2 separate regions of the Homo sapiens genome follow, and region 1 is linked to region 2. A link is an interaction called in ENCODE POLR2A ChIA-PET data of the cell type or tissue named here. Cell type or tissue: K562. All regions are shown on one strand. Each heading gives the region's core, and the rest is flanking DNA. Links, peaks and the distances in the headings are about the cores only.

Region 1 (15,505 bases), core at 7,368-15,367, 110 kb before region 2:
TTGGAAACTGGCCTTATATTTTGTGTACACAGTCCCTGTATAGGGCTTCTGATCTGTGGTAAGCAAAGAATGCCCTTTCTGAGAGGCCGGGAACCCTAGGTTATCTTGCAACCTCAAGAGGAAACTCATAGGTATTTAATGGTACAATTCCACGGCTAGCCTCAGCTTTACAGTCTTATCTTAGATTCTTTCTATGGAACAATACATGTTACACTGTTAACTTTTAGCAACTTTTACTTTTGTTAGTCAGTTTGAGATTGTAATTATGTACTAGATGTAGAGCCTAGGACCTAGACAGAAGTGCAGATAAGGTCTGACTTATTCCAGCATTTAACTCCATGTGTGCTAGGTCTTACCCAGCTACAAAGCAGGCAAGTTGTACAGTTAAGAGTTATGGTGGCATTTTATAAAGCATTCAGGAGGCCTAGTCGCTCTTGTTTTTGTTTTCTTTAGATGGAATGTCACTCTTGTCGCCCAGCCTGGAGTGCAGTGGTGCAATCTCAGCTTACTGCAACCTCTGCCTCTGGGTTCAAGCTATTCTGCCTCAGCCTCCCGAGTAGCTGGGATTACAGGCACCCACCACCATGCCCAGCCAATTTTTTGTATTTTTAGTAGAGACAGGGTTTCATCTTGTTGGCCAGGCTGGTCTCCAACTCCTGACCTGAGGTGATCCACCCGCGTTGGCCTCCCAAAGTGCTGGGATTACAGGCGTGAGCCACCGTGCCCGGCCCCCTCATCACTTTTAAACTGTACAACATTTCTTGCATAAATTCCCTTTTATAAAATTTTTACAATTTACACAATCTCTGACATGCCTCAACTTTCTGACTCGTTGTAAACATCCTTCTTTTTAAACAACCAATTCATTTACTTTAGAACAAGAATTTACCATATAAGATTATTTTTATATAAATTCTCTTTTCTTTAATATCAAAGATGATAAGTCCTTTCCCTAAAGAAACTTCCTTCACGTCTGTAGACTAGACTTCCTAAGGCCACAGGATTAGAAGTTAGGGTATTTAACTAAATAGTTCAAGATATAGCTGCCTTTATTAAACCAATATTGATGTTTCATTATTAAAAAATTATACAAGCAAAGATTATTCTGTTTGGATTGAGTTATAGTTTTGTACCCTCTATGCCAAATTTTGACACCTTATAGTATTTGGCAGAGATAAGTATGAAATTGTGGCCAGGCACAGTGGCTCATGCCTGTAATCCCAGCACTTTGGGAGACCAAGGCAGGCAGATCACCTGAGGTCAGGAGTTCGAGACCAGCCTGGCCGCTGCACTCCAGCCTGGGCGACAGAGTGAGACTCCGTCTCAAAAAAAAAAAAAAAGAAGAAGAAAGTGGCCATCCTGCAAGCCACATAACTCACACTCTGCAAGGCTTAACTTCTCCCTTGGCATCATAAATTTAGAGTCCTGCAATTTTTTTTTAACAGATCCAAAGTATTTGGTACTATAGAGAAGGGAAACATGGCTTCCCTCCACCTTTCATGGTTCTTTGGCTGGGCTATGAATTAAATTGACATGAAACTGAGTAACAGGAGAGAAACCATATTTAATTACATATCTGTGCGTGGAAATCCCACAAAATATGAGACTCAAAGAAGGGTCAGATGATTGAAGTTTAAGGAATAGGGTCTTAGGGCTTTGGGGGATTGGCGGAGACACAGTTATGGGAGGGTGAGGGGAAGAATTATTGTATGGTAAATAATGGTTGTCTTCCTGTGCAGATAAAAGTCTGTCTGGTGGCCAGTGTAGTGGCTCAAGCCTGTAATCCCAGCACTTTGGGAGGCAGAGGCAAGAAGATCACCTGAGGTCAGGAGTTCGGGACCAGCCTGGCCAACATGGTGAAACCTTGTCTCTACTACAAATACAAAATTAGCTGGGCATGGTGGCGTGCGCCTATAATCCCAGTTACTTGGGAGGCTGTGGCAGGAGAATCACTTGAACCCGGGAGGCGGAGGCTGCAGTGAGCCGAGATTGCAGCATTGCACTCCAGCCTGGGCAAAAAAAAGTGAAATTGTATCTTAAAAAAAAAAAAAAAAAAGAAAGTCTCTAGGGTAATTCTTCTGGAGCAGCCTTTTTCCTGATACAGGCACCTTTACTAATGTAGATTTCCTTGATAGATGTAAATTTCTTTTACCAAAGAATAGCTTTCCAGAGCTACTCCTGTGTCTGCAGTTTCTCTGAATAACCAGCTCAAAGTATGTCAAAGAGGTGTATTTGGGGGTGGCACATTCTGGTTTCCCAGAGTCATATTTTGGGGGTGTGTATGTCCTGAGCCCCAACAGTGGCAACACTTCCTGAACACCTGCCTGCTAAGCGAGGGGTCTGGCCCCTTCCCTAGTGCCTGCTCACCTCTCGCCCCAAGCATTAGCCTGGAGAGTGATTGATTGCTTGTTAAGTAAATGAATGTCTTGGAAAATAACACAACAGGCAGGCCAGAATTATTTGTAGAAGTCAATATGCACTGAGCATTTACTAGGTGTCAGAATCTGTGCAATATGTTTTACATCCATGGAGGCACCAATTTGAGTCTGCATTCACATCCTGGCCCTGCACTTACAGGCCGTAGCACTGTGAGCAACCACTTTTGTAAAGTTAATGAGAGGCCATCAGGCTGGGGAAAGAAGAGGAGCCTGGGTCCTCCTAAGGTGTAGACATAAATGATTGCCAGCCATTATTCTGGAGGTTATAAGATATGCAACTTCCCCAATTACTCCTGCAAATAACACCACTGTTGCAGGTTGGCCTTTTGAGATATCTTTCCAGTTGGTGTTTTTTTTTTGTTTTTTGTTTGTTTGTTTGTTTGTTTTTGTTTTATTGAGACAGAGTCTTGCTCTATTGTCCAGGCTGGAGTGCAACGGCGCGATCTCGGCTCACTGCAACCTCCGCCTCCCGGGCTCAAGCAATTCTCCTGCCTCAGTCTCTCCAGTAGCTGGGATTACAGGTGTCCGCCATCATGCCCGGCTAATTTTTGTATTTTTAGTGGAGACAGGGTTTCGCCATTTTGGTCAGGCTGGTCCTGAATTCCTGACCTCAGGTAATCCACCCGCCTCGGCCTCCCAAAGTGCTGGGATTACAGGCATGACCCACCACGCCCCGCCATCTTTCCAGGTTTTTTGCAGATTTGACACCCATGGCTCCACCTAAACCTGATGTCTCCACCAGGACCGCCAACCCTGCTCCTGTGGCCCCCCCCCCAAAAGCGATTCAGCCTGTAGGAGCACAGCTTCAACCCCCTATGATTTCATCTCCACCCCAACCAATCAGCAGCAAGCACCTGTTACCTGGCCACCCCCAACTCTTCCCCTATACTGCCTTTGAAAAACCCCTCACCTACAAGCTTTGAAGATGATTTGGGAACAAACTCATTTCCCCTGTGGCATGGCCAGCCTCATGGTCTTTCTTTATGCAGTGGGCAGAAAGAACCCCTCAGGTGGTTACAGTATTTGTCAGGGTAGCTCAGTGTGCATCAGAGACCAGTTCTGCCATATACAAGGTGTGTGACCTACACAAGGCTCTCGACTTCTCTGGGCCTGTTTCTTCATCTGGAAAATAGGGATAGTAATAGCATCTCTCCAAAAGGCCATGAAGATTAAATGCATTAATTTCTCTCAAGCCCCAAGAACATGCCTGACACTGAGTCAGCTCAGTGCACACTGGCAGTTAGGATTTCTGTCCTATGAAGAGGGCACTATTATTATCCCCGCTTTCCACATGACTTACTGAAGCACCAGTATTTGAACTGTTTTTGCTCCAGGGAACTCTCTTCCTGTGTGAAAGGAATTATGGAGATCTCAGGGTGATGCCAGAACCAACTGTTTGCACATAGCTTTTGTCAACTGGGGATCAACCCTCATGAAATCTGGGTGGCAGAGAGCCTCAATAAAGCAAGCCCTTTATTATACAGTTCTACCATCTGGATCCTCCTCCTAGCTGGGCTGTAGGGCAGATCAGAGACACATAGTAGGCGCCTGGTCTTGCCGGGAGCCACACCCACCCTCCGCCTGCCTTTCCCCGAGCTCTGGGCGGGGACAGCTTTATACAAAACGAGCTGCCTCTGGCCCCTCCCATGCAGAGCGGCTGGGGAACTGGACCAGCAGGTAAGTGGGCAAAGCGGGGCGGCTCAGGCCTGTGAGGGTGCAGCTGCAGCTACCAAGGCTGCCTGCTAGCTAGGAGCATGGGACACTGACCAGGATATGGCAGGGGCACTTATCTGGAGCCAGCAGGTGTCCCGTGGCCTTTCCCCTAGTTTCAGGCTGCCATGTCGGGAGAGTCCAAAGAGATAGGAGGGAAGAAAGGTTTCCTCCTCAGCTGGCATGTGGAGTCAGGACAGGCTGAGCCATCCAGGTGAAAGATCAAAGGGACAGGAGGGAAGAAAGGTTTCCTCCTCAGCTGGCATGTTGGAGTCGGGACAGGCTGAGCCATCCAGGTGAATTCCAGACCCCTGGTGCCTCCAGACCAAAAGGCTGGGCCCATGCTGGGTGTCATGGCTCACGCCTGTAATCCCAGCACTTCTGGAGACTGAGGCAGGTGAATCGCTTGAGCTCAGGGAGTTCAAGACCAGCCTGGGCAACGTGGCGAAACTCCATCTATACAAAAAATACAAAAATTACCCAGGTCGGACGTGGTGGCATGGGTTAATAGTCCCAGCTACTCAGAGGCTGAGGTGGGAGAATCGCATGAGCCAGGAAGGTTGAGGCTGCAGTGAGCTCAGATCATGCCACAGCACTTCAGCCTGGGTGACAGAGCGACATCCTGTCTTAAAAAAAAAAAAAAAAAAAAAAAAGACTGGGCCCCCACTGACTTTACCCAGGGCCATCTCCATGCTATCTCGGAACAACTTGACCAGGCTGAAGCCGCAGGAGCCTGGGAAGGAGGCTGGGAGTTGGGATGGACGTGGAGGGGAGGGGAACTGGCCTGGGGGAGGCTGCTCCACCAAGGTCAGCCCCATGGGAGGCCTGAAGCCCTTCCTGGCCTTGGGAGGGAGGAGAAGGGGGAAGAGAACTCACTGTCCGCTTCTACTGGCCAGGCTGAGCGCCTGTTATCTCATTCCCTTTTTCCTGGTCTGCTGAGCCCAGAAAGGCTGGGCATTCCCAGACCCTTTCACAGATGGAGAAACCAAGGCCTAGAGAGGGTGAGCAGCTGACCTGAGGTTGCACAGCCGGTGAGCACAGGCCTGAATGTCTGCCACAGCCTGAGATCAGGGGTGGGGCAGGGTTCGGGGAAGCACTATCTCCTCTCTGGGCCTTGGTTTCCCCACCTGTGCAATAGGGACATTGAGTTGGGATGAGTTTCAGGGGAACTCTGAGGTCCCAGCAACAAGAGGTAGAGATGGCCTTCTGCTACATGTGGCTGTGAACAGTGAGGGTGGCTGAGGCCAGGCTCCCAGCGCCCCAGCTGCCTCCTGCCTCCTGGCACCTCCCTGCCTCCCTCTCAGCCGCAGCTTCTCATTTTTCCCTGTCTCTGTGCCTCTGTTGTCCTTTCTCCCCATTTCTGCTTCTAGCTTTCGGTTCTTTCTGTCTCTTTGTCTCAGTCTCTTCTCTCTCACTCCCCTTCATCTCCCCCATCTCTCCCTGTGGGTTTTGTGGTTTTGACCTCTCAGCCTCCCTTCTTCATGGGCTCAAAGTCAGTCCATTCCTACCCACTCTCATGAGGGTGAGGCCAGGCCCTAAGTAGACGCCTACAGGCCTCACTAAGTTCTCCAGGAGCCTGGAACCCAGGAAAGAATTGGCTCAGACCCTTGCCCAGGAGTGAGATGTATCCAGTGTCAGGCTGCCACCTGGCACTGCCCCAGGGGTCACCCTGGCCAACACAACCCTCATAGCTGAGGCGGGTTTCCTCCAGTCTGGCCCACAGGGCTAGGTGCCTACCAGCTGGCAGATTATCCCTGCAGAGCGAGAACCCAGCCATGGTGCCAGGAGCTCAGGTGGCCCAGCCCGTGGCAAGCCAGATGGTCACCTGGGCACTGGGGGAGAGGACAAGCCCCCGCTCACATGGAGATTACACTCCAATGGGAGAGACCAGCGCTCAACAGATAGACACAGATAAACTCCCGTAACTGAGCTGGTGTCAGTAATACTTTGATGGAGGAAAACAGAGGGCAGGAGAATGTGGAGGGGGGCGGGGGACATTGGGTGGGATGGAAGCTGCCTGAGCTCCCTGGAGGAGATGGCCCAGCCCACACAATGACGGTGCACTGGCCCTGGTCAGAACCCCACTCCCAATTCTCTTCACTTTCTTGGGCTGGGGGCTCACAGCTTTTGATGCAAGAATGCAAAAGAGAAACCTTTGCCTGGAACTGATCCTTCTAGCTTCTCTATCTGTCGCCCACGCATTATGGGGCATCTTAACTGTCTCATGCGAAGCCTTAGGTTTCTGGTCTCTGGTGATCACATAAGGGGTCCTGGATCCTTGGGAAGCAGATATGTCTCAGAGCCTCTCTCAGCTTCTCCTGAGCCTGTACCCCATTTCTCTCTTTCTCTGGCCCAAGTCTTGGGAGGCCATCTGTGAGCAGAAAGAGATCCTGCTCAGCTTGACCCCCATGGCCCCTTCAGAACCCCTTCACCCTGAGGCCTTTCTCAGGGCTGGGTCCACAGTCAAGCATGCCTGGATGTAAAGCTCAGCTCCCAGCTGTATGACCCTAGGCAAATTTATTTCCCTTTTAAACCTCAGTTTCCTCATCTGTAAAATGGAGATAATCATAATGCCAGCCTCAGGATTGTGGAACAAGATTTGACAGGTAATGTGTTCAAAGAGCTTAGCACAGGGTCTGGCACAATAAATAGCTGAGGAGTGGCAGCTATGGTTGTCACTGTTGTCATGGTGATTGTTAGCTCTTTTGCTACAGCTTCCTAACCCTCCGAAGGTTTACTCCTGCTTCCTCCCTGGCGCCTCATGTTTCTCCTCACAACAGCCAGCACGATCCTGTTAAAAACTAGATTAGAGCTGGTCTCTTCTGCCCACTCACGGAGCTTTTTGCTCTAGAGAAAACACCCAAGCTGTCACCACAGGGCCACAGGGGACCTGCCCTGTCTCCTCCCCTCCAACCTGGCTCCCGCTGCTGCGGCCACACTGGCCTCCTAGCTGTCCTTTGAACAGCAAAATCCACTTCTGGGACAGAGCAGGTGTGGCCGCACCCCAGGGCCTTTTCACTTGCTGTTTTCTCCCCTGGACCGTGCTTTCTGCAGACAGCTCACTCCCACACTCCCTTCATGTCCTCTCCTTGACAGCGGCACATTCCCCATTCAGGAGCTTTGCTTTCCTCCGGAGTCCTTGCCACCATCTGACCTGCTCTATGTTTCTGTTTTTTATTCTGCTTCGTGAATGCTTCCTCCAACTTCCTGAGAGCAGGGATTGTGGTTGAGCACACAGTTGGTGCCCAAGAAATACTGGTTAAAATGAATAAATAAGAACTGCAAGGTCACTGTAAAATAAACAAACAAACAACAACAACAAAAAAAAAAAAAACAGAAAATACAGATATGCATCTTTTAAAAGTATCCCAACACATTCCGAACACCAGCCATTCTGAGTCTCTCCTTTTCTCTGGGGCCTTTTTGCACATGTAGTTCCCTCTGCCTAAGACATCCCCTTCATTGACATTAATGACTGTTCCTCACTGTGTCCCCGAGGTCCAAAAGCACACCTCACTTTTGAGGAAGGAGATAATTTGGGAGTGGGCCAGGGCCATAGGGCAGATGGGTCACGTGGGGACACACCCCCACTGTGCCTGGTTTCCAGACAAGGAAACAGACCCCCGGAGCCAAATCCCATCCCTCAAGTGACACAGCCGTGGTAGCACCTGGGTCAAAACCAGAGAATTCGTCTTTGTGGGGAGCAGGGATTTAGGCGTTCAGAGCTTAGGAGTTGTCGAACATACAAGAAAGTGAGGCTACTTCTGCCCTGTCTGCCCTCATCTCCCCATCCAGCCCTCTGTGGGAAAGCTACTGATGTTTGTAAATGTTTAACTGGACACTCTCATTAGTTTAATAGCTTTTCATATGGCAAAGGTCACCATCATCTGCAAATTCGCCTACTCCCCTTAACTACTGACTTAGCCCTCTTTACTAGGTATATCATTTATTGCTTTTGCTATATCCTTGTTTATTTTGCACCTTCGTCTGCTGTCTTGACCTGGAAGGGTGAGTCAGGCCTGTACTGCTGGACTGTGCTTCTGTCCATTTCTCCTGGAATGTCTGAGGCTATTTCAGGAAATATTCAGAATACAGATAGTCACTACAATTTTGACTCCTTTATGAATTAGAGTTTTGATATATGAAATGACTCTTGGTCTCAATTTATACTTTTGGTACCAAATGCTATATGGAGGGTTCTGTGTTCCTCTGTTCCTCCCTCTTTCTCTCTTCTCCTTTTTTTTTTTTTTTTCATATCTCTGCAAGACATTTGCCCCCAAGGGTCTAAACAACTACTTTTGTTAAATTTTGATTTTTGATCAAATCCTGGTTGGGACAGGACCTAAGTTTCAGAGTCAGAAAGTAGGTGGTAAAGGAGATAAATGTATTCATTAGTTTTTGGTTACTATAATCTTTCAATATATATCCTGGAATGTGTATCTCTGTGCACTTAGTATGGAGTAGTTTTTGTCTGTTTGTTTCTTTTAGTTTTTTGAGACAAGAGTCTTGCTTTGTCGCCGAGGCTAGAGTGCACTGGCGTGCTCTTGGCTCACTACAACCTCCACATCCCGAGTTCAAGCAATTCTCCTGCTTCAGCCTCCCGAGTAGCTAGAATTACAGGTGCCCACCACCATACCTGGCTAATTTTTTGTGTTTTTGGTAAAGACAGGGTTTTACCATGTTGACCAGTTGGAGGCTGGTCTTGAACTCCTGACCTCAAGTGATCTGCCAACATCAGCCTCCCAAAGTGCTGGAATTATACGAGTGAGCCACTGCACCCAGCCTCTGAGTACTTTTGTTGTACATAAAATAAGAGTGACTTAAACAACATAGAAGTTTCTTTTACAATTTAACAACAACATTAAACAAACAAACAAAACAGTTCAACACAGGCAAAACAGGGCTGGTATGGGTGCTCTCTGCCACAAAATCCCAAAGGAGCCTAGTATGCATCTAACCCCCACCACATGCCTCATAGCACAAAATCGTTGCTGGAGTTCTGGCCATCACATCTGATTCCAGACAGCCAAATGGAGGAAGAGCAGAAGGGCACACTCCCTTATTGTTAACTCTTTCCCTGTTTGCCAGAAGGAATACCCACTTGTGACTGCAGTGTTTACCCCAAGATAACTTTGCCACAAAATACCTCGCTTTTATTATTATTTTTGCCTTGCTCTAGTATATTGACTTTGGAAACAAAAGACATCACTCTATTTGTAGCATTCTGGTTTTAGTCGTGGTATTTCCATTTACAAAACAAAGTAATTCTCGATCGCTGAAAATAGCAAATCCTAGCATTCCTATGTGTGATGTTAACATTGTTCTTGAACAGTTGTTGACCAAAGATTCGTTTGATGAATCCAGTTTTTCTGAAATAGATGAGTCTGATGTTAGTTCTGGTTAGAAATAACTTCAAAAACAGTTTTTACATGTTATTTTCACATTGAAAATCAGTCAGATTTAGGGCTGGGCTTGGTGGCTCACGCCTGCAATCCCAGCACTCTGGGAGGCTGAGGCGTGGGGATCACTTGAACCCAGGAGTTCGAGACCAGCCTGGCAACATGGAGAAACCCCGTCTCTACTAAGAAATATAAAAAATTAGCCGGACATTGTGGTGCACGCCTGTAATCCCAGCTACTAAGGAGACTGAGGCACGAGAACTGCTTGAACTCGGGAGGCGGAGGTTGCTGTGAGCCGAGATCAAGCCACTGTAGTCCAGCCTGGGCTACACAGTAAGACTCTGTCTCAAAAGAAAAAAAAAAAAAACAGCAGTCAGAATCAGATTTGCTTCAGCCTCAAATAGCACGTTTACATAAAATTAAATGAGTGCTGGCAACGAGCTGCACTTTTTTTTCTAAACAGGAAACGGGCTAAGGAGACTACTCAAAGTCGCATTTGAATTCATTGGCCTGTGCTTGATGACATGGCCATGTGCAGCTACAAAGAAGGCTGGGAAATGTAGTCCTTTAGTTGAGTGGCCATTTGTCTAACAAAAACTGCGCCTTTTTTTTATTTTTTCTTTTTTAAGATGGAGTCTCGCTCTGTTGCCCAGGCTGGAGTGCAGTGGCATGATCTCGGCTCACTGCAACCTCCACCTCCCAGGTTGGAGCCGTTCTCCGGCCTCAGCCTCCTGAGTAGCTGGGATTACAGGTGTGCGCCACCATGCTGGGCTAATTTTTGTATTTTTAGTAGAGACGGGGTTTTGCCATGTTGGCCAGGCCAGTCTCGGACTCATGACCTCAAGGGATCCGCCCGCCTCATCCTCCCAAAGTGCTAGGATTACAGACGTGAGCCACCGCGCCTGGCCAATAACTACATGTTTTTGAATGCAACTGATACGTTTGCTGAAATAGTAATCTTATAATGATGGTTCATTGAGCCCTCACTATGTGGCAGGCACAGTTTTAGCACTTTAGTGCATGTTCCTAGCAACAGTTCTGATGTTGGTACTGACAGCCTATAGCTGTTTTGCAAGAGAAGACTCTGAAGCACAGGAGGTTAGGTCACTTGCTCAGCTTGTAAGGGTTGAAGCTGGGATTTGAACCCAGGCAACTGGTTCCAGATGTTACCGCAGGGGAGAGCTCCAAGATGGCCCGAGTCTAGAACAGAGAAAGAGGCCAAAGTGGGGGGCCACTTCTTCCAAAATATTCCTGAGAAGCCAGAAATGCTGAAGGTTGCTTGCCATCCCCTCCACTGCTGATTACAGTAACAAATTGTTAAACACACTGGGCAAACCAAAGTAATATATCTGCTGTCTGGCAGTGGCCAGTGAGTTAACAATTTACAAATCCTAAGCTAAGTCATTGAGAAAGGCCCTTCCACCTTCAAAATGTCAGATTCCCAAGCAGCCCCTGCCCTCAAAAAGCTTCAGTCTCAAGGTATGTGCCTGCATGCACCCACACAAGAACAACCTGAAATGAAGGGGTCATGGGCCCTGGTGAGGACGCCTGAGAAGGTGAGGCAGCCAGAGGTCTCCTGGAGGACGGAGTCTTGTAGAAAGCTTGGATGTGGACAGCAGAGGGGGCTGGTGCTCCAGGCTGGGAGGACAGCACAGGCAAAGGTGTGCCACTGCTGTCTGGGAGCTTCCCCTCCCTCCTTGGGTCCTCTTGGCACGCCTGGAGTGGGCCTCACCTGTGCTATTAGTCAAGTCAGCTTCCTAAGGGAGGGAATGGAGTCTGAGGCCCCCAGAAGGGAGGGGGCAGAGCGGGACTGCTAGGGGATCTGACTGCGTTACACCCCAGGAGTGGCTCCTCCCAGAGAGGAAAAGGAGGTGACCAGAAAGGCCACTGAGCATTGGGTTCGCTCAGTGAAGGTATGAGGAAGGAAGTCCCAGCCCTGTGAGGGAATTCCGTGTGTGGGAACCGTGGGGAGGAGCTGCCAGGATTCAGGAGTTTCCTGGGTGAGGCGTGGCCACAACGGACACTCCTGCTTTGTACTAGAAGGAAGAAGTATGGAGTTAAAGACTGCAGCGTGAACTGAGGAGTCCCGGACAGGCCGCTTGCTGCAGAGGATCCAGTCCAGATCCCAGGAGAGCCCCTCTGCCCCTTCGGACCTCGTCTCCCATCTACAAAACGTGAAGATTGGCCCAGTTAGCGTGTCTCTACAAAAAGGTGCATATACCACTGGTGAGTTCACTTGATACCTAGTAGGGGAATCTTTTCCTTTTTTAAATTTTCATAGTCATGTATTAATTCTCATGTGAATTAGACAAAAATAACGATGTCACCAAACCTGCCATTTCACGATAATGATCAGTAACCCTTAGAGGTGCTTACCCTATGCTGGGACTGTTGGAAACAGCATAAACTCACCAGCATCCTTATATCTCACAACAAACCACGGAGTTCATACTATCACTATCCCCTACTTACAGATGAGGAGATGAGGCAGAGAGAGGCAAAGCCACTTGCCCAGGGTCACCCAGATTGTAAGCAGCAGAGCCAGGGTCAAACTCAAACAGCTGGCTCCAGAGCCTCACTCCTGGCATCTCCCATATTACTGCTCAGACTAAGGATAGATAGAAGAAAGTTGTTAGTAACAGCACAGGTGGGCTGCCACTGGTAGCTGACAAAGGGGTAAACAGATGGCAGAATGGCTCTGGAGGGCTAGAGGAAGTGGTCTCCAAAGGCCACGTAGAGAGTGATATAATTTCAGGAGGAAAAAAAGCCAGATTGAAATCTTATTTCAGGTAACCATATATTTGCATCAGGTAATATGTTTACATGGTTCACAAATCAAAACTCTTATTAAAAGATATACAGAGGCAGGGCCAGGAGCGGTGGCTCATGCCTGTAATCCCAGCACTTTGGGAGGCTGAGGAGGGTGGATCACAAGATCAGGAGATTGAGACCATCCTGGCTAACACGGAGAAACCCCATCTCTAATAAAAATACAAAAAATTAGCTGGGCGTAGTGGTGGGCGCCTGTAGTCCCAGCTACTTGGGAGGCTGAGGCAGGAGAATCACTTGAACCCGGGAGGTAGAGGTTGCAGTGAGCTGAGATTGTGCCACTTCACTCCAGCCTGGTGACAGAGTAAGACTCTGTCACAAGAAAAAAAAAAAAGATATACAGAGGCATCACCAACATCCCTGCAGTCCCTGTGTGTCCTTCAAGGGTTGCTTTGTGCAAGTACAAGCAAAGAAAACATGTTTTTCCTCCTCTTCTATGACCAAAAGGCAGTACACTTTTTCCTGGTTCCATTTACCTGCCTTGATTTTGTTTCAAGATTATTATTATAGCCTGGAGACCTTTCCTTATCAGTCACCAAGATCTGCTTTCCTTATTTCTTATTCCTTTAAACAGGTATGTGGTATTCCAGCAGGTCCCTTTAATTAGCCCCCTCTCTGTTGGTAGCCACCCAGGAGAAAATTTCCCATAACTTGCTATTACCAACAAGATCGCAATCTATAATAACCTTGAACATGAGTCATTTTGTCAGGCTTTGGGACAATCTCATGGTGAGAAATGGCACCTGGAGTAGTTTTCCTATTGTGAATGAAGGTGATAATATTTTCATGTGTTTAAAGCTTATTTGTACCTTTTTCTCTGAATTGTTCATATCCTTGGCCCTCTTCTATATGGGGTCTCTTTGTTCTTGATTTTTAAAAACTCTTTATATATTAGGAATGTCACGCGCGTCCATGTGAAGAGACCATCAAACAGGCTTTGTGTGAGCAACAAGGCTGTTTATTTCACCTGGGTGCAGGCGGGCTGAGTCCGAAAAGAGAGTCAGCGAAGGGAGATAGGGGTGGGGCAGTTTTATAGGATTTGGGTAGGTAGTGGAAAATTACAGTCAAAGGGGGTTGTTCCCTGGCGGGCAGGGGTGGGGGTCACAAGGTGCTCAGTAGGGGAGCTTCTGAGCCAGGAGAAGGAATTTCACAAGGTAATATCATCAGTTAAGGCAGGAACCGGCCATTTTCACTTCTTTTGTGATTCTTCAGTTACTTCAGGCCATCTGGATGTACACGCGCAGGCTTGGGCTCAGAGGCCTGACAAGGAAGATGAGCCCTTTGTCTGTGATTTATGTGGCAAATGTTTTCCCCGTGTTTTCATTTAACTTTTGACCTTGCTGTTGGTATCTTTTGCAGAAGCTGCTTTGTTTGCTTTTGTGTGTCGGATTGAACTTTTCTTTCATGAATCACGGTTAGGAAAGGCTTCTCTTGTTTTCTGCTAATAAAAAGACAGCTTGGGCCAGGCGTGGTGGCTCACACTGTAATCCCAGCACTTTGGGAGGCCGAGGCAGGCGGATCACCTGAGGCCAGGAGTTCGAGACCAGCCTGACCAACGTGGGGAAACCCTGTTTCCACTAAAAATACAAAATTAGCTGGCATGGTGGCATGCACCTGTAATCCCAGCTATTTGGGAAACTGAGGCAGGAGAATCACTTGAGCCCAGGAGGCAGAGGGTCACTGAGCCGAGATCATCCCATTGCACTCCAGCCTGGACTAAAAGAGTGAAACTATGTCTCAAAGGAAAAAAAAAAAAGCCAGCTTGTTCACAGGAAGGGGAGTAATAAGAGAAAACTCTGGGCCCCAGGTCCCAGCATCTTGCTAGGTGGTGAAGCTGGAATTACTCACCTGGTGTCCTTCTCTGCCAGCCCCGCTGCAGGCTGATCTGAGAAAGCCTCTGGCCCAGGGCAGATACCGCCATGGCCTTCCTGATGCACCTGCTGGTCTGCGTCTTCGGAATGGGCTCCTGGGTGACCATCAATGGGCTCTGGGTAGAGCTGCCCCTGCTGGTGATGGAGCTGCCCGAGGGCTGGTACCTGCCCTCCTACCTCACGGTGGTCATCCAGCTGGCCAACATCGGGCCCCTCCTGGTCACCCTGCTCCATCACTTCCGGCCCAGCTGCCTTTCCGAAGTGCCCATCATCTTCACCCTGCTGGGCGTGGGAACCGTCACCTGCATCATCTTTGCCTTCCTCTGGAATATGACCTCCTGGGTGCTGGACGGCCACCACAGCATCGCCTTCTTGGTCCTCACCTTCTTCCTGGCCCTGGTGGACTGCACCTCTTCAGTGACCTTCCTGCCGTTCATGAGCCGGCTGCCCACCTACTACCTCACCACCTTCTTTGTGGGTGAAGGACTCAGCGGCCTCTTGCCCGCCCTGGTGGCTCTTGCCCAGGGCTCCGGTCTCACTACCTGCGTCAATGTCACTGAGATATCAGACAGCGTACCAAGCCCTGTACCCACGAGGGAGACTGACATCGCACAGGTACCCAGCATCACCCGGAGCCATCTCAGCACTTGGCTTTATCACAAATGTAGGGGAGGGAAAAACTGCTCACCTCCATCCTTCTAGGTTCTTTGGTCGGCCTATGAGTTAAACTGACATAAGGCAGATCAACAGCAGGAAACTCATTTTAATTACTTACATACATACGCATGGGAGTCCCCAAAAAATATGAGACTCAAAAAAGGGCCAGATGATTTCAGCTTCTATAGCATCCTGAGCTACAAAAGGGAATAGGGGCTTGAGGCTACTGCAGGATGGTGGAGACAAATTATGGGAGAGTGAAGGGAGGAAACTTATGGTGAATAAACATTGCACTGTTATGCAGATAAAAGTTCCTCGGGTGATAAAGGCCATCACCTTTCTCTTCCTGGTTCAGATACCCCTTCGTGGTACAGATACCTTTTCTTGGTACAGATAAGATAGCTTTACTAATAAAAATTTCCTTTAGATGTAAATTTATCTTACAAAATGGCAACTTTTCAGAGCTACTCCTTAGCCTGCAATTTTTCAAAATAACCAGCTAGAAATAAAAAATATGCCAATAGGTCAATTTTGGGGTGGCATATTCTGGCCTCCTACAGTCATATTTTGGGATGGCATGTCCTGAAGGCCCTTATTTCCT
Region 2 (14,880 bases), core at 4,168-12,167:
TGCTCAGTAAGTGATAGGCATTACTGTTATTAAGTATGATTTACAAATACTTACAAGAGGCTGAAGCATTTTCCACAACAGCTTCTCCATGCCCCCACCACCCCGTGCCCCCACCCACCCCACCACAGGCTAACTAGGGAGTGTTTGAGGAAACGCACCACCCCTTCCCCTACCAATTGAAGATCTCTTCCCCAGCAAGTCTCCATGCCCTCTCTGGTGTTTTGGAAAAAACACAGGCCTTGGAGGGTTTCAAACCTGCCGCCTCCCTCTCAGTGACCTTGGGCAAATCCTCTCCCCTCTCTGGGCCTCTGGGCACAGGGCAATGTCTGGCTCACAGGGAGGCTGGTGCTAGTTGGAAGCACCAGCAGTAGCAGTAGCAGTATTTGTTACACATCCCCCTCCATCCCCGCAGGGGGTCAGGCAGCTAAATGAGACAGTGTCTGCAGAGGGCCCAGCACCTTAGTTCTCATAAATTTCCCTTTCACCACTCCTTTGAGTACCGATTTTTAAAAAGACAGATTCTGGACCTTCAGTCTAAAATATCAAGACTCTTGGGCAGGGAAAACCAAAGTCATTTCCAGGTGACATGTGCACATCTCCAAAGTATTTCTGGGCCCTCCCCATATCCCTACATGACAGGGGTGCCTCTGGTCCACATTCCTCAAATGGAGGATTTGAGCCCAGATAAGTTATGCGACTTACCCAAGGTCACATGGCTACGGCCTGAATTCAAGGGCTAGGATGAGAGATCTCACCTGAGATTCTCTTTTCTCTGAATCCCAGCTCATCCCTATCTCTGTGGGAACCCAAACAAGAGTCCTGTCTCACCCTGTCAGTTGCAGGATAGGTATCTCAGCCTTCTATAGTCACTCTTAGGGCAGAGGAAGGTACCTGTCTGGGTTCCATGCATTAGGTTAAAGTATGGCTTTTAGTGTCCTAAAGGAGTCTCCAGGGTTGAGGCTCAGAGAGGTGAGGTGGTTTGCTCAAGGTCACACAGCAGCCTAAGACACCCATGTGTATCTCCTACTCTCTGGCAGATTAGAAGGATATATCACCAGGAAACACAGGAATACTACCAGTAACAATAATAACAGCTCAAGAGGGCAGCTATTATGTGTCAGGCATTGTCCTAAGCACTTTACATGCATTCATTTATTCAGCCTTATTATGAACTCCCTTATACAGGTGTGGCAGAAAGATGTTAAGTAACTTGCCCAAGGTTGCCTAGGGAGATGTCTGTGAATCTGAGGAAAACGGGGTGGAATTGGAGGAGCTGGGAGTGGAGGGGACAAAGAGCATCATGGAGGGACTGATTCAGCCATGATGCAGAAAGGGTCTTTAGACCATTCCAGTCCATCTTTGTCATGTATAGATTCCGCCCAGAAAGGTTAAGCAACCTGGCCACAGTCACAAAGCAAGTTAGAACCACCTCCTCCTAACATGACCACACAAACTCTCACAGGATGCTCTCAACCCATGCCAAAATCCACTGACTGGGTGTCTGGTCTGGGCTCACAATTCCTATCCTGAAGACACTTCTGCAGCCCTCCCTAGGCAAATGAGCAGCCTTTGTTGAAGGCACCCCTATTTCTTCATAAAGAGCCCCTTGCAACAGGAGGAAAGTCAACAGCGCTGAGGGCCACCAGCAGAGGGCGCCATGGGCAGAGCACCTCATGGAGAACGCTCTGGTTCACTGATGGAGCTCCTACTATGCACCAGATATTTTCCCATCAGAACGTGAAATAGAAATTACACATCCCGGGTGAGGAAACAGAGGCCCAGAGAGGAGCAGCACGATGTGTTGGGGCAGATGCCAAGAAAGCTGCAGCACAGAAACCCATCTGGGGAGATTGTTATTATTGTTCATAATAACAGCCAACATGCGTGGTGGATTTAAAATGTGCCAGCCACTGAGCTGGAATCCTGGCTCTAACTTATCAGCTGCACAATCTTAGGCTTGTTACTTAGCTTCCTTGTGCCTTGGTTTCCTCTTCTATAAAAGGGTACCTACCACCTTGTGTGTCATGGGGGTAGAATGCTTTCATGTGTGGAAAGCCCTTGTAAGAGTGCCTGACACAGGAGTGCTCTGAGAGTGCTGGTTATCATTTGTTTATATACTGTTTACTGGCAGACCCCTTACTGAAACGGTAGAGTCACACAGAGGCCAAATCGTTTGGCCAAGGTCACACTGCTGGGAATGGTAGAGCCAAAACAATCCAGGCCGTCTGGCACCAAAGTTTTACTCTTATCCAATATGTCATCCTTTAATAATAGAACTCAAAGCACTGGTTACGTGATCAGTCACCCCTCCAGATAAATCCCATTTTAAAAAAAAAGGACCTGAAGCACAACCCACCCAAAGGCACTCAGCTGGAATCTGTGTTGGAGAACCAAACCACCCTTCCCCTTCCATGGCCCCAGACACATGAGATGCAGACCTGCCCTGAGACCAGGTGAACAGGACTGTCTATACCAGGTCCTGCTAGGCTGGGGAGTGAGGCTGGCCTCGCAAATCATCATCACTCATTCCACAAATACTTATTAAGTGCCCACTAGCTAGGGCCCTGGGAATGGGAGGTGAACAGCTCAGCCACAGCCCCCTCCTGGAGGACCTCCCAGTATGTGGGAAACCAAGGGGGCAGTGGATTCCAATCCTTGCTCCACCCCTGGAGCAAGTGCCATCACCACACTGTCCCTCAGTTTCCTTATCTGTGATGAGAGTAGTTTTGTGATGATTCAGTGAGATGATGGGAGCGAAGCACTTAGCACAGAGCCTGGTGCACACAGTAAGTGCTCAGTGAATATTAGCTATTATTATCATCACCAGGAATTACAACGTGAGGAAATACAGAAGGAGAAGGAGGGGGGTCTGGGAGTGCCTGACGGGTATTTAACTCAGTCTGAAACAACACTCCTGAATGTTCTGGGACCTGAGTACCAGGCCTGGTTCCCGGAGTGGGAAGCAGGGGGACCTCCAGACCACAGGCAGATGGGACGGGAGACATAGGGTGCGGAGAGGCTGGGCATCTCCTCTCCCCAGATTAAAAAATTGCCACTATCACTATCCCCCTTTACATCCAACCACAGAGCCCCCCGCTTCCGAGTCATCCACTTCCATAATCCACAATGACTTCTGTGTGCAGAGGGCCCTGTGCTGGCTGCTGAAGGGACAGAGGTAAAAATAAGGGCACACCCTTGCCTTCAGGGGCACACAGACTTCACCCTGTGTCCATCCCAAACTCCAGATGAGAGGCAAAGGCCTGGAGGCTGAATCAGCCAGGCTGTGTGGGAAACGAAAGCTGACCAGAGTACCCAGCTAAAAGTCTGAACATCTTGAACCCTGTTTCCCCTTACAAAACCCTCCTCCACCTGCTCACTTCAGTGAAGGAGGCTAGGGGAGGAGGGAAGGAGGAGTGGTTACAGGTCTCAGGGGTCACCAGGAGAAGGTCAAATCCCACTCCCCAGGTGGGAAACCTCCCAAACGGACCTAACCTTCATTGTTCTGTGGAATCACAGAACAATGGAATCACTTGCCCATCAAGTGCCAGGATGAAAAGTTTGTCTGCCAGAAACTCTCCAGGGAGCCCAGCCCCCAGGGTCTCAGGGAAGGTGCTAGGACCAGCCTAGGCCATGGGAGGCAGAGGCAAATCAGAATGGCCCCTGCCCATGAGAATCCCCTACGGAATCCCCAGGGAGACCCCAGCCTGCCCACCCACCAATCACTCAAACCCTTGGCAGACAGGATTCCTGGTCCAACTCCAGCTAAGTGGGAGGAGGAGGGGGAGGGGAATTCTCACTGCGGACTTCCGACGACTTCTAGAGCAGGCTTGGGAGCAGGTGCGAGGAAGTCCCCTTTCTGTAGCACCTATTACATGCCACACACTTGACCCCTGTTAAATGCTTCAGCAACCCTGGCAGGTGGGTCTAACTGGATTGTGATTCCTTCATGCAACATCTATTCATCGCACACCTACTTTGAGCCAGGCATGTGCTGGGCACACAGATCCAACCATGGGGAGCTCACAGTGTGGTGGGGGAGGAAACTATCTCCAAGCAAGTAAAAAGCATAATTATAATAGCTAACATTTATATAGCAATTACTGTATGCTCCCCCACCTTTGTTCATTTCCTTACACATCAAATGGGGATTACAATAGTGCCGACTTCCTTGGGTCTGTGACGATTAGAGTTAACATGCGTAAAGCACCGAGGCAGAGTCTGGCAAACAGTAAGAGCTTAACACACGCTTATTATCGTCACTTTACTCAGTCCTTCCAACGACCCTGGAAGGAGGTGTCCAATCACAAGCTCCATTTTGCAGATGAGAAAACTGAGATCCAGAGAAGTTACAGGGCTGCAACGGCAGCATGTTGTTGGAATAGAGACAGCATGGGCTTCAGGGTCACACTGGCAAGGGCTCCATCACTTCCTGACTGTAAGGTTAGACTGCTGCATCTCTCTGCGCCTCAGTTTCTCTACCTGTAGCGTGGGTATTATAAGACCATCACTCCGCGGTTGTGAGCACTGGATAGTGAAGGTACGCTCTGTACAACCGTGCTGGCCCCATGCTCCGTGGGTTGGGGTGGCGGCTATTTGCACTGCCGTCGATGGAGGAAGGAATTGAACCCAGGCTGCCTGACAGGAAGAGCTGAGGTGCAGGTCGGAGACCACCACTGTCGGAGCTGCCACAGGGGCGCCAAGCTGGAAGGCGCAAAGGGTGACGCGCTCAAAGCGGGAAACCCTCTTCGGCGCCTCCTCTCACCGCCCCTCCACTTCTCGCCCCCTCCAGGGTACGCCCCGCACCGCCTGCCCCCGAGCAGCTACGATGCGGACCAGAAGCCGGGCCTGGAGCTGGCCCCGGCCGAGCCCGCGTACCCGCCGGCGGCGCCGGAGGAGTACAGCGACCCCGAAAGCCCGCAGTCGAGCCTGTCGGCGCGCTACTTCCGAGGGGAGGCGGCAGTGACCGACAGCTACTCCATGGACGCCTTCTTCATCTCGGACGGGCGCTCGCGGCGGCGGCGGGGCGGGGGCGGCGGGGACGCGGGGGGCTCGGGAGACGCGGGGGGCGCCGGGGGGCGCGCGGGGCGCGCGGGGGCGCAGGCGGGCGGCGGGCACCGGCACGCGTGCGCCGAGTGCGGCAAGACCTACGCCACGTCGTCGAACCTGAGCCGCCACAAGCAGACGCACCGCAGCCTGGACAGCCAGCTGGCGCGCAAATGCCCGACGTGCGGCAAGGCCTACGTGTCCATGCCCGCGCTCGCCATGCACCTGCTCACGCACAACCTGCGCCACAAGTGCGGCGTCTGCGGCAAGGCCTTCTCGCGGCCCTGGCTGCTGCAGGGTCACATGCGCTCGCACACCGGCGAAAAGCCGTTCGGCTGCGCGCACTGCGGCAAGGCCTTCGCCGACCGCTCCAACCTGCGCGCGCACATGCAGACGCACTCGGCCTTCAAGCACTACCGCTGCCGCCAGTGCGACAAGAGCTTCGCGCTCAAGTCCTACCTCCACAAGCACTGCGAGGCGGCCTGCGCCAAGGCGGCCGAGCCACCCCCGCCGACCCCCGCCGGCCCGGCCAGCTGAGCCTTCCGCCTCGCCCTCGCGCCCGGAACTCGCTCTCCACGCGCCCCGGGCCCCCTACCTGCGCCCGCAGCGCCCTCGCCCAGCCCCGGCTGCGTTTCCCTGCCCATGACCCTCTCGTGGGGACCCCCGGCCCGGCCCGGAACTTTTCTCCCCAACCCCCAAACCCACGACTCACTTCCACACCGTCTTCCCCAGCGTCCCCCGACCCACTTCATCCTTTCCGGCCATCCCTCGGACCTTGACCCCCCTGTCCGCGCCTTCAAGGCTCCCAACTCAGGCACCAGGTCCGCACCTCTCCCGCGCCCCAGAGCCGGAAATTTCTCCCTCCCAGACCCCGCGCTGCTCTTCTAACTTCTAGATCTTTTCTCTCGCTTCTCAGCTGAATCTCTCTGACCATTCCTCTACTGGAGCCCCCAATGAAAGCCGCAAACCTATACCCTTGACGCCCATACCTGCCTCAGTTTCCCCATCCACACCTGGACGCAGGCCCTGCCGCCCTGAGACCACAGTCCAACCCCAGACCATCCCTCTGGCCTCTGCTGAATCTCCCAGAGTGTGTCCATCTGGGGATCTAATCTTCACCCTTCTTGAAGTCTCCGATCTGTCCCTGATCCCATCCATGCTCAGGCCTTAGGTCTGGCCATTCACACACACACACACCCCCACACCCCACTCCCACACACAGTTCCTACTGTCTTCAGTCCATGGGGATCTCATCACCCACTCCCAGCCCCAGCTCCAGCTGCCCTCACCTCTCTAGCAGCTCTCACCCCTCTGAGTCTACCTAACCTGGAGGGGGCTTGAGGGGCACTTCAGGGCCCTGCCCCCTAATGTAACCCCTCTCTCACCCCGGCACAACCTGGGCTTCCACAGTCTGGAGCTGCCCTACCCCCAGATTCTCTGAGCACTTTCCCCCATCCCCAGGGCCACAGATCCCCTTCCTTACTTGTTGGGGGGAGGTCTGGAGCACCTCGCCAATGCCCTTCCCCCATCCGGCTGGGTCCTTCCAGTTATTTATTTGTGTATTTATTTATTTATCTATTTATTATTCTATTTAATCTCTTGGCCTCACCCAGGGACCGTCTGGCTTCCCCAGCTGGACTGGGAGGTCAGGAAGCCAGGCAAGGAGAGGGACAGCACAGGCCACAGAGGGCTGCCCCCACCACACACACCCCCGCGTCTCGGGAGAAACCCACCCTCTTCAGAGCCTGCACTCGCTAAGGAAGGGGACTCGAGAATGGGGGGGCAGCTTGCTGACCCTCAACTGGGGGGGTGAGGGAGCATCAGGAGGTCCAGGCGTGGGGCAGGTCCCCACCTTCCTGAACCTTCCCCTGCCACTCCAGGCGGCCCGGAGAGAGGAGCCTCTTCGATTTGTTTCCTGTTTATTCTTCTTCCCGAGGGACCCCAGGTTCCAGGGACCGACTGAGCCCCGGACCCGCTGGGGCCTCTGGCCTGCTCCCCGGGAGGGGCGCTCTCTCCCGGCCATGTCTATGCAACTCTCCCGGACAGAGGGGCCGGGCTGCCAGCCACCCGCCCGTTGGCCGCCACTACCTCCTCCGCTGCGCTTTTGCATGCCCGGGCGAGGACCGAAGCACACACCTCCACGCGCACGGGCCCTGGCCCCCTCCGCTTTAAGCACACGCCTCTGCCCCATTGCTCTGCAGCCAGCTTGGGGGCAGGAGTCCTGGACTCTCAGATCCTCCTCTCCCCTCCTCTTAGCCACAAAAGAGGGGGGAGACTGGAGGCACCCCTGCAGCAGGGGCACTTCCCTAGGGCTCCAGAGGGGTGAATGGGCCTTTGCTCAGCTCCAGGCCCAGCGGGAAGGGAGGCTGCAGGGATGGTGGGAGGGAGAGGGGTAGCAGAAGCAATTATGGAGGCGTTGACCCTGTAAATAGCAACTTCTGACAGCAATAATTTTCCATGCATGCTAAGCCTTTTGGCCATATTTTGTATGAGCGCTTGGCGCTCCTCCTCCGTCCTATCCCAACTCACCCCCAAACCCCCATCCCTTCCCCACCTCCAGCAGTATTACTTGTAACGCAATTCAGGGATATTAAAGGGACTTTGGCCACTCACCATCGCCTCTAGACCTTCTGATTGGAGCAAGGGGTGGGGATGAAGGGGGGGAATGAGACGAAGGGGAGGGCATCTGAGAGATACTACTTTTCCACTCCATTTTCCTCTCTGTAGCCTGACCAGCCTGTAGCTGCCACCAAGGGTCACACAGCCCCAAGGGTCCCTTGGCATTTACAAGTTCTCAGGCATCCTCAATCCTTAATACTCCTCAAATAAGGGTTTAAAAACCAGATTAATAACATGTGAGTGAAGCCAGTTGCCTTAAGACATTAGGGAAGGTGAAGCCTGTGACTAATTGGAAAGAGTGTCTCACCTTAGAGAAATAGGATTCAAATTAACTACACCCACCAAACAGTTAAAACTGTGGTCCACATGTGTCTGTTGACAGCCAGTTTACAACCCCTATAATCTTCCCCAGTTCACCCCCTACTGCTCTGCCTAGTCATATATGGTCACATATTCAGTGAGTGGAAGCAGGCAAAAAGGTTGACTTTGGCTCAGCTGGAAAGTTGTCCAAAAACAGTGACTTGCCCCTAGAGCTTCTGAGCTGCCTGTCACCAAAAGTGTTCAAGGCAACCAATCCATCATCCTCGATAGCTGCCTTAGTGATCCTTCAAGATACAAATCTGTCTCACCTTACTAAAAACTTCACTGGGGACCACCAACCCCTGCCACCTACCCTCAACTCAGACTTACCAAGAAGCATAACCTGCATGCTTTGAGGGATGGGGAAGCTGCAGGCTAGAATCTGCCTCCTCTGGGGCCTCTTTGTCAGTTTCCTCCTGTGTAAGCAGTGCACTCAGTTTGTAGACTGCCTCCCTGGTGCCTGTCCGCCTTCCCTTCACACCCCTCTGGACAAGCAGCTGCATCCTGAGCAATGTGCTAGCTGTTTTTGACAGCAGCAGTTGTGGGAACCTCCCCACAACTCTGCAAAATCTCCAGTGGTTTCTTGTTGTTTTTTTTTTTGAGACAGAGTCTTGCTGTGTCACCCAGGCTGGAGTGCAGTGACGCAATCTCAGCTCACTGCAACTTCTGCCTTCTGGGTTCAAGCAGTTCTCCTGCCTCAGCCTCCCAAGTAGCTGGAATTACAGGCATGTGCCACCACGCCCGGCTAATTTGTTTTTGGTTTTTTTTTTTTTTTTTTGAGATGGAGTCTCGCTGCCTTGCCAGGCTGCAGTGGTGTGAGCTTGGCTCACTGCAACCTCCGCCTCCTGGGTTCAGGCAATTCTCCTGCCTCAGCCTCCCAAGTAGCTGGGACTACAGGCATGTGCCACCATGCCCAGCTAATTTTTCTATTTTTGGTAGAGACAGGGTTTCACCATGTTGGCCAGGATTGTCTCGATCTCTTGACCTTGTGATCCGCGCGCCTCGGCCTCTCCAAGTTCTGGGATTACAGGCGTGAGCCCCCGCGTCCAGCCAATTTTTGTATTTTTAGTAGAGACAGGTTTTTGCCATGTTGGCCAGGCTGGTCTCGAACTCCTTGCCTCAAGTGATCTGCCCGCCTCGCCAGTGGGGTTTTGAGAAACCCAGGCATCTGCTGCATCCCTTAACCACCCACATACACTGCCCGTGACTGGCTGTTGGATCCATTATGTTTGTTTTAGGTGCCAGGAACAGAAACCACTCTAGACAGGATTTTATAAACAAGTATTAAATTCCTTTGAAGGAGAAAGGATTTAATACTTCAATAATTGGCTGCTGACAAAATTTGTGTAAGGGCTGAAGTGAGCCATCTGCTGGACCCCAGAACCCCACTGCAGAACTGCTGCCACTGAGACAGCACCTGCCTCTTCCACAGTCAGTGGTGGGAGAGGGTGCGGAGTGGGGGTTGGTGGTGGTCAATAAGGTGCCCTGGAACTATTGAGATACAGAACACCGCATCATAGGTGCAAGCCAGGGATCAGCAGGCCCTTGCCACTGCCTCTATAACTATCTCCTGTCTCCCACTGTGCTGGTGGCACAATGCTGGAACACTGCTACAGAAAATCTTAACACCTCCAAGACAATCTTGACAGTAGCAAGAGTCAAAAGATGGAAGATGGCCCCGGCCCACCTCTGCCATCCATGTCTCATGAAAGTACATCTAACTGGTAGAACTTAATTCCCTGTTAGTATCTTTGCTGCAAAGAGATCTGAGAAATAGAGTTTTTAACTCTCCAACTAGGCAATCTAGAAGGCACCCTAGAGGGAGGTGGGAAAGAATGCTGGGTCTCCATCAGCCATATCCAGCCCAGTTATGTGGGTCCAATAACCATTCCACCCCACCCCTCTCTCCTGGATTAGCAACCACGCAATCTGGGGACTGAACATCAGCTTAAGAGGTAGTCTTTACTGGTCTAATACTAACATCTCCCATCGTTCAGAAATGGGCACATGACCCAATTCTGGCCAATGAGACTTAAGGAGAGGGTTGCTGGAAGGGTATGGAAAACTTTGCTGCTTCCTTTTTCTTAAGAGGAAAGGAAGTCCAGTTCCTCTTCCCCTCCAGTGTGAACAGAAAAGCATGTCATCTTGTGACCATGAAATGAACTGGCCTTAACGTGCCTCCCAAAAGCCCACCTCCTAATACCATCATACTGGGGGTTAGGATTTTAACATGAATTTTGGAGGAACACAAACATTCAGTCTATAGCATTCTGCCTCCGTCCCCATCCCCCGCCAAATTCACATCCTTCTCACATGCAAAATACATTCATTCCTTACATTCCAACAGCCCCAAAAGCCTTAACTCATTCCAGCATTAACTCTGAAGTCTAAAATCCAAAGTTTTATTATCTAAGTGTCATCTAAGTCAGATATGGCTGAGACTCAAGGTGTGATGCATCCTGGGGCAAATTGTTCTCCAGCGGTGAGCCTGTGAAATCAAGCAAGTTATCTGCTTCCAAAATACAATGGTGAGACAGGCATAGGATAGACCATTCCAAAAGGGAGAAATAGGAAAGAAGAAAGGAATAGCAGATCCAAATTACATCCAAACTACAAGGCAAACTCCATGAGATCTTAAGGCTCAAGAAAAATCATTTTTAGTTCATTAAATGCTCTGCTTCCAGGCCCACTGAGGCAGCCTTCCAGATCCACAATGGTGGTGGTCCCACCCTCTGTACCCTCTGGGGTGGTGGTCCTGTCCCTCCAGCTCTATCCCGCAGAAGTCATGTTCCCAGGGCTCTGGGTAGCCCCACACCAACAGCTCTGGGCAGCTCTTCCTCCATGGCTTTGGACAGAGGCCCTCTAACCTGCTGAATGCAAGGCAATGCTCCCGACTTTTGAAAGCAAGGAGATAGCCTTGATGATCTCTGAATTGCCTTCAGGGTCATTCTTCCCTTGTCTTGAAGAGTTTGCACTCTGGTCTTGTCCTGAAAAATCCAAGAAGTCAGACAGCTTTCCTTCCTCATCCCTTCCCATCTCCTTCCCCTTCAATTCAAGACGGCAGTTTTCCTGCTGGGATGGCTGATTACGTTCATCACCATTACAGTCTCCTTATGGAGACTATGGTGTTTTCTCCCAAACATTCTTTCTCATTCTTTGCAATATGGATAGGCTGAAAATTTTTCAAATCTTTACGTTTTGCTTCCTATTCGCTTAAAAGTCACATCTTTAACTCATTTCTTTCTGCTTCTATTTTACTATAAGCAGTCAGGAGGAGCCAAGCCACAGCTTCAACACTTTGCTTAGAAATAGCTTTAGCTAAATATTCCGTTTCATTGCTCACAAGTTCTACCTCCTATAAAACACTAGAACGTGGACATAATTCAGCCAAGTTCTTTGCCATTTTATAACAACATGGCCTTTTTTCCATTGTCCAATAATATCTTCCTCATTTCCTCATCCAAATGGCCTTTTTCATCTGTATTTCTACCAACACTCTGTTCAGGATTCCTTAGTTATTATCAGGTTCCTGATTTTAAAAATTAGAAGTTTTCTTTACAGTTCTACTGCACTCCAGCCTGGGTGACAAAGTGAGACCCTGTCTCAAAAGAAAGAAAAAGGACACTAATCTCATTCATGAGGGCTCTACCCCCATGAACCCCGTGACATAATCACTTCCCAAAGGCCCACCTCCCAACACCATCACCTGGAGGTTGGGATTTCAACATATGAATGTTGGGGAGATACAAAGTCACCTTGATCTTGGATTTCTCAGCCCCTAAAACTGTAAGAGACAAAGTTCTGTTGTTTATAAACCACCCAGTCTATGGTATTGCTATGGCAGCCAAAAAGGACTAAAACACTTCCTCAGAACCACATGCCATTCTTTTGCAGCACCCACTACCAATGTATACTTTCCATTAACCAGTGTGATTATTTGGTCATTATCTGAATCCTCCACTACACTGTAAGCCTCATAATGCAGAGATTGGTAGTGTCTTTTTGCTGATCACTAAATCCCCTGGGTCTAGCCTAGCCAATAGCAGGTGACCAGTAATTATCTTTAAATGAACTCCTTACCTTTAAGTCATTATAATAAATAATGGTGGCTTATGCTTTTAAGAAAGTCTGTGTCCCCCAATGCCATAGCTGGCTTGTCCATATGTAGGCATCTGACTAGAACTTGGAAATTTTCTCTCTCTCCCTGTCTCTGTGCCATAAGGCCTGTAACTTGAGAGCTGTGGCCCCGATTGCTAGCTACTTATCAATCTCTATTCTTCCTTAGTAAGAGAACTCCAGTTTTAGCTCAGCACATTACCGCTACGGATGAAGACAACATATCCAGCTGCCCTTGCAGCCAGGGGTGGCCGTGTGACCAATTTCTAGTCAATGACATGCAAGGGGAAGTGTTATACAAAACTTCTGAGATAGCATCCTCAAAAGGGGAGGGGTCATATCCTTTGCCTTTCCATTTCTCCACCTCTTTCCAGGGTGGAATTTGGATGAGACGGCTGGCACTTCAGCAGCAATCCTGAATAGGAGGTGACCCTGAGAATGAAAACTCTGCTGGAAAATGATGGAGCGGCAAGATAGAAAGGGCCTATGCCACTAGTGACCATGGAGCAGCCATCCCAGCCATGGACTTCCTACCTCGACTGTTTTTTTTTTTAAAGAGGAAACACTTTAAGTTGTATGAAGTCTCTGTTGTCAGGTTTCCCTTATTTAAAGCCAAATATCATCGCTGTTGACAGTCATGTTCCTGACATGTAGAGATAATCCCTCTGCTGAGTGAGGGCAGAGAAAAGAAATCTCTCAACTTACTTTCCCCTGAGGCTCCGCTTCACCTCAGTCACGGGAATAGCCAAGCATCCCCATTTTCATTAAGCTAATTCACTTTGGCTTTCTGTCACTTGCAAACAAAAGTCTTGACTAATACATCAAGCCTAGTCTGAAAGTGAAGACACGGAGAGACGTTCAAGCTCTGTTACAATTTAAAATGCAATCAAACAGCAAACATTTATTGAGCACTTATAATGCGTTGTGCACTGTTTTAAGGACCTCACCTAACACCATCTCTCTTCACTCTTCCAACACCCCTGTGAATTAGGTGACATTATGTCCGTTTTACAGATTAGGAAACAGGCACAGACAGGTGACTGGCCCAAGGTCACACATCTAATAAAATAGTGCAATTTTAACCCAGGCAAGGTACAGAACTATAGGGGATGACCCAGTATCAAGTTTCCCTTTTGTTTTAGTTTTGGTTCCCTGATAGCAAGTCTGAGACTTGAGTGTAAGTCGTTTATGTGGGAGGTGATCCCTGGAAGCAGAAGTAAGGGGTGGGAGGAATGGGACAGAGGGTGTGTTAGTGAAGTCAGTTGTAGCAATAGGGCTGAGTACTTCTGGTCTCTGAGAAGGTTCCAGAAAGATCTGAATGGTCTAGAACACCTCTCTGAATCGTCCACCTGTGACAGCACAAGACTGGCATTTACTCACCGGCTCCTGCCCCCATTAGTGAATGGCCTGGCACCTCTGGAATGGGCAGAGCTCCCACAGGGATGCCCCATCTATCAAATGGGGATGGAGATAACAGACTCGTCTCATAAAGCTGTTAGGTTCCATGAGTTAATATATGTAAAGCGCATCAAACCATGCTGGGCACATGGAGAGCACTCAGTAATGTATGCTATGTATGACCTGAGGGAAGAGCGTTCCATGCACAGGGAACAGCAAATGTAAAGGGTCTGAGGCCAGGACACATTCGCTGTGGAAGAGGCACAGCAAGGAGGCCAGTGTGACTAGAGTTGACTCCGGGGCTTGAGGAGTGGAAGGTCAGAAGGTGTGAGCCACTGCATCCAGCCAGGGAAGGTTTCTTCACTCTTAAAAAGAGGCTCGAAGGGATGTCCTAACTTCCACTTGTGGACATTCGCATGTAATGATGTGATGTTTTGAGCTACAGTAGCCATCTTGGGACCATGAGGGGCACACCGCAGGATAACAGAACACCAAGGATGATGGCACAAAAGGATAGACAGAACCAGGGTCTTTTTTTTCTGAGAGAGTCTCACTCTCTCACCCAGGCTGTAGTGCAACGGCATGATCTCAGCTCACTGCAACCTCTGCCTCTCGGTTTCAAGCAATTCTCCTGTCTCAGCCTCTGGAGTAACTGGGACTACAGGCGCGCGCCACCATGCCTGCCTAATTTTTGTACTTTTGGTAGAGACAGGGTTTCACTATGTTGGCTAGGCTGGTCTCGAACTCCTGGCCTCAAGTGATTCGCCTGCCTCAGCCTTCCAAAGTGCTGGGATTACAGGTGTGAGCCACCGGGCCCAGCCAGAACTGGAGTCTTTGGTCACATTGTTCAACTGCCTCTTTACCAACCTTGGACATACCTACCTCCAAACATTTTATTATGTGAGAAAACAAACCTTCTTATTGCTTAAGCCATTTTGAATTGGGCCATAGATATCTTAACACAGAGAATTTGATACCAGGAAATGAGGCCTCCCTGGGTACACCATGATGATAGAATCAGGCCAGAGCTCCACTTTTCCACTCTAGAAACTGTTATCCTGCCATTCTTACTTCCTGTAATGAGGAAGATGTTTTAGAAGGGATAACTTCCCTCTTGATGAAATTCTCTAATTCTGAATAATTCTGGGGCTGAGGTGTGGGTGTCAGTTCTACTTCTTGAAATAAAGTATCATTTAGGTGCGCACGGGAATTATGTTTCGAAAGGGAAAGGCTGGAGTCTTGGTGTCAGTGTTCTAAGGTTTTGTGAGAGACTAAGAACCCAAAATAAATGATCTTCAACAGCAAAATGGATGTTATGCAATTCACAGAGCACTATGAGCACTC

Evidence for each region. ChIA-PET counts read pairs that join two places held together with the same protein. Peaks named below come from ENCODE experiments on the same cell type or tissue, not always from the same donor. Only the 100,000 strongest peaks of a DNase experiment are listed, where the experiment ranks them.
Region 1: POLR2A ChIA-PET joins it to region 2 with 5 read pairs; 2 of 35 experiments call an interaction of 5 or more read pairs at or near these places.

What each region holds. Positions count from the first base shown.
Region 1 is chr20:764,565-780,069 of GRCh38, reverse strand. It overlaps SLC52A3 (solute carrier family 52 member 3), which reads left to right and starts at 11,570. Exons shown (of 5, transcript NM_033409.4): 1 at 11,570-11,773; 2 at 14,245-14,862. The coding sequence starts at 14,296. RefSeq lists enhancers at 3,611-4,313, 10,896-11,395. In K562, for the core only: a CTCF peak has its summit at 11,171 (motif pointing right); DNase peaks (open chromatin) are centred at 10,069 and 11,159.
Region 2 is chr20:654,371-669,250 of GRCh38, reverse strand. It overlaps SCRT2 (scratch family transcriptional repressor 2), which reads left to right. Exons shown (of 2, transcript NM_033129.4): 2 at 4,790-7,655. The coding sequence ends at 5,580. LOC107985423 (a long non-coding RNA gene) reads right to left here. Exons shown (of 2, transcript XR_001754452.2): 2 at 10,404-14,880. Among named protein-coding and RNA genes, the nearest start is that of SRXN1, 8.6 kb to the right of the region's middle. RefSeq lists enhancers at 6,517-7,129, 7,130-7,743. In K562, for the core only: no CTCF peak of the experiment used is centred there; no DNase peak of the experiment used is centred there.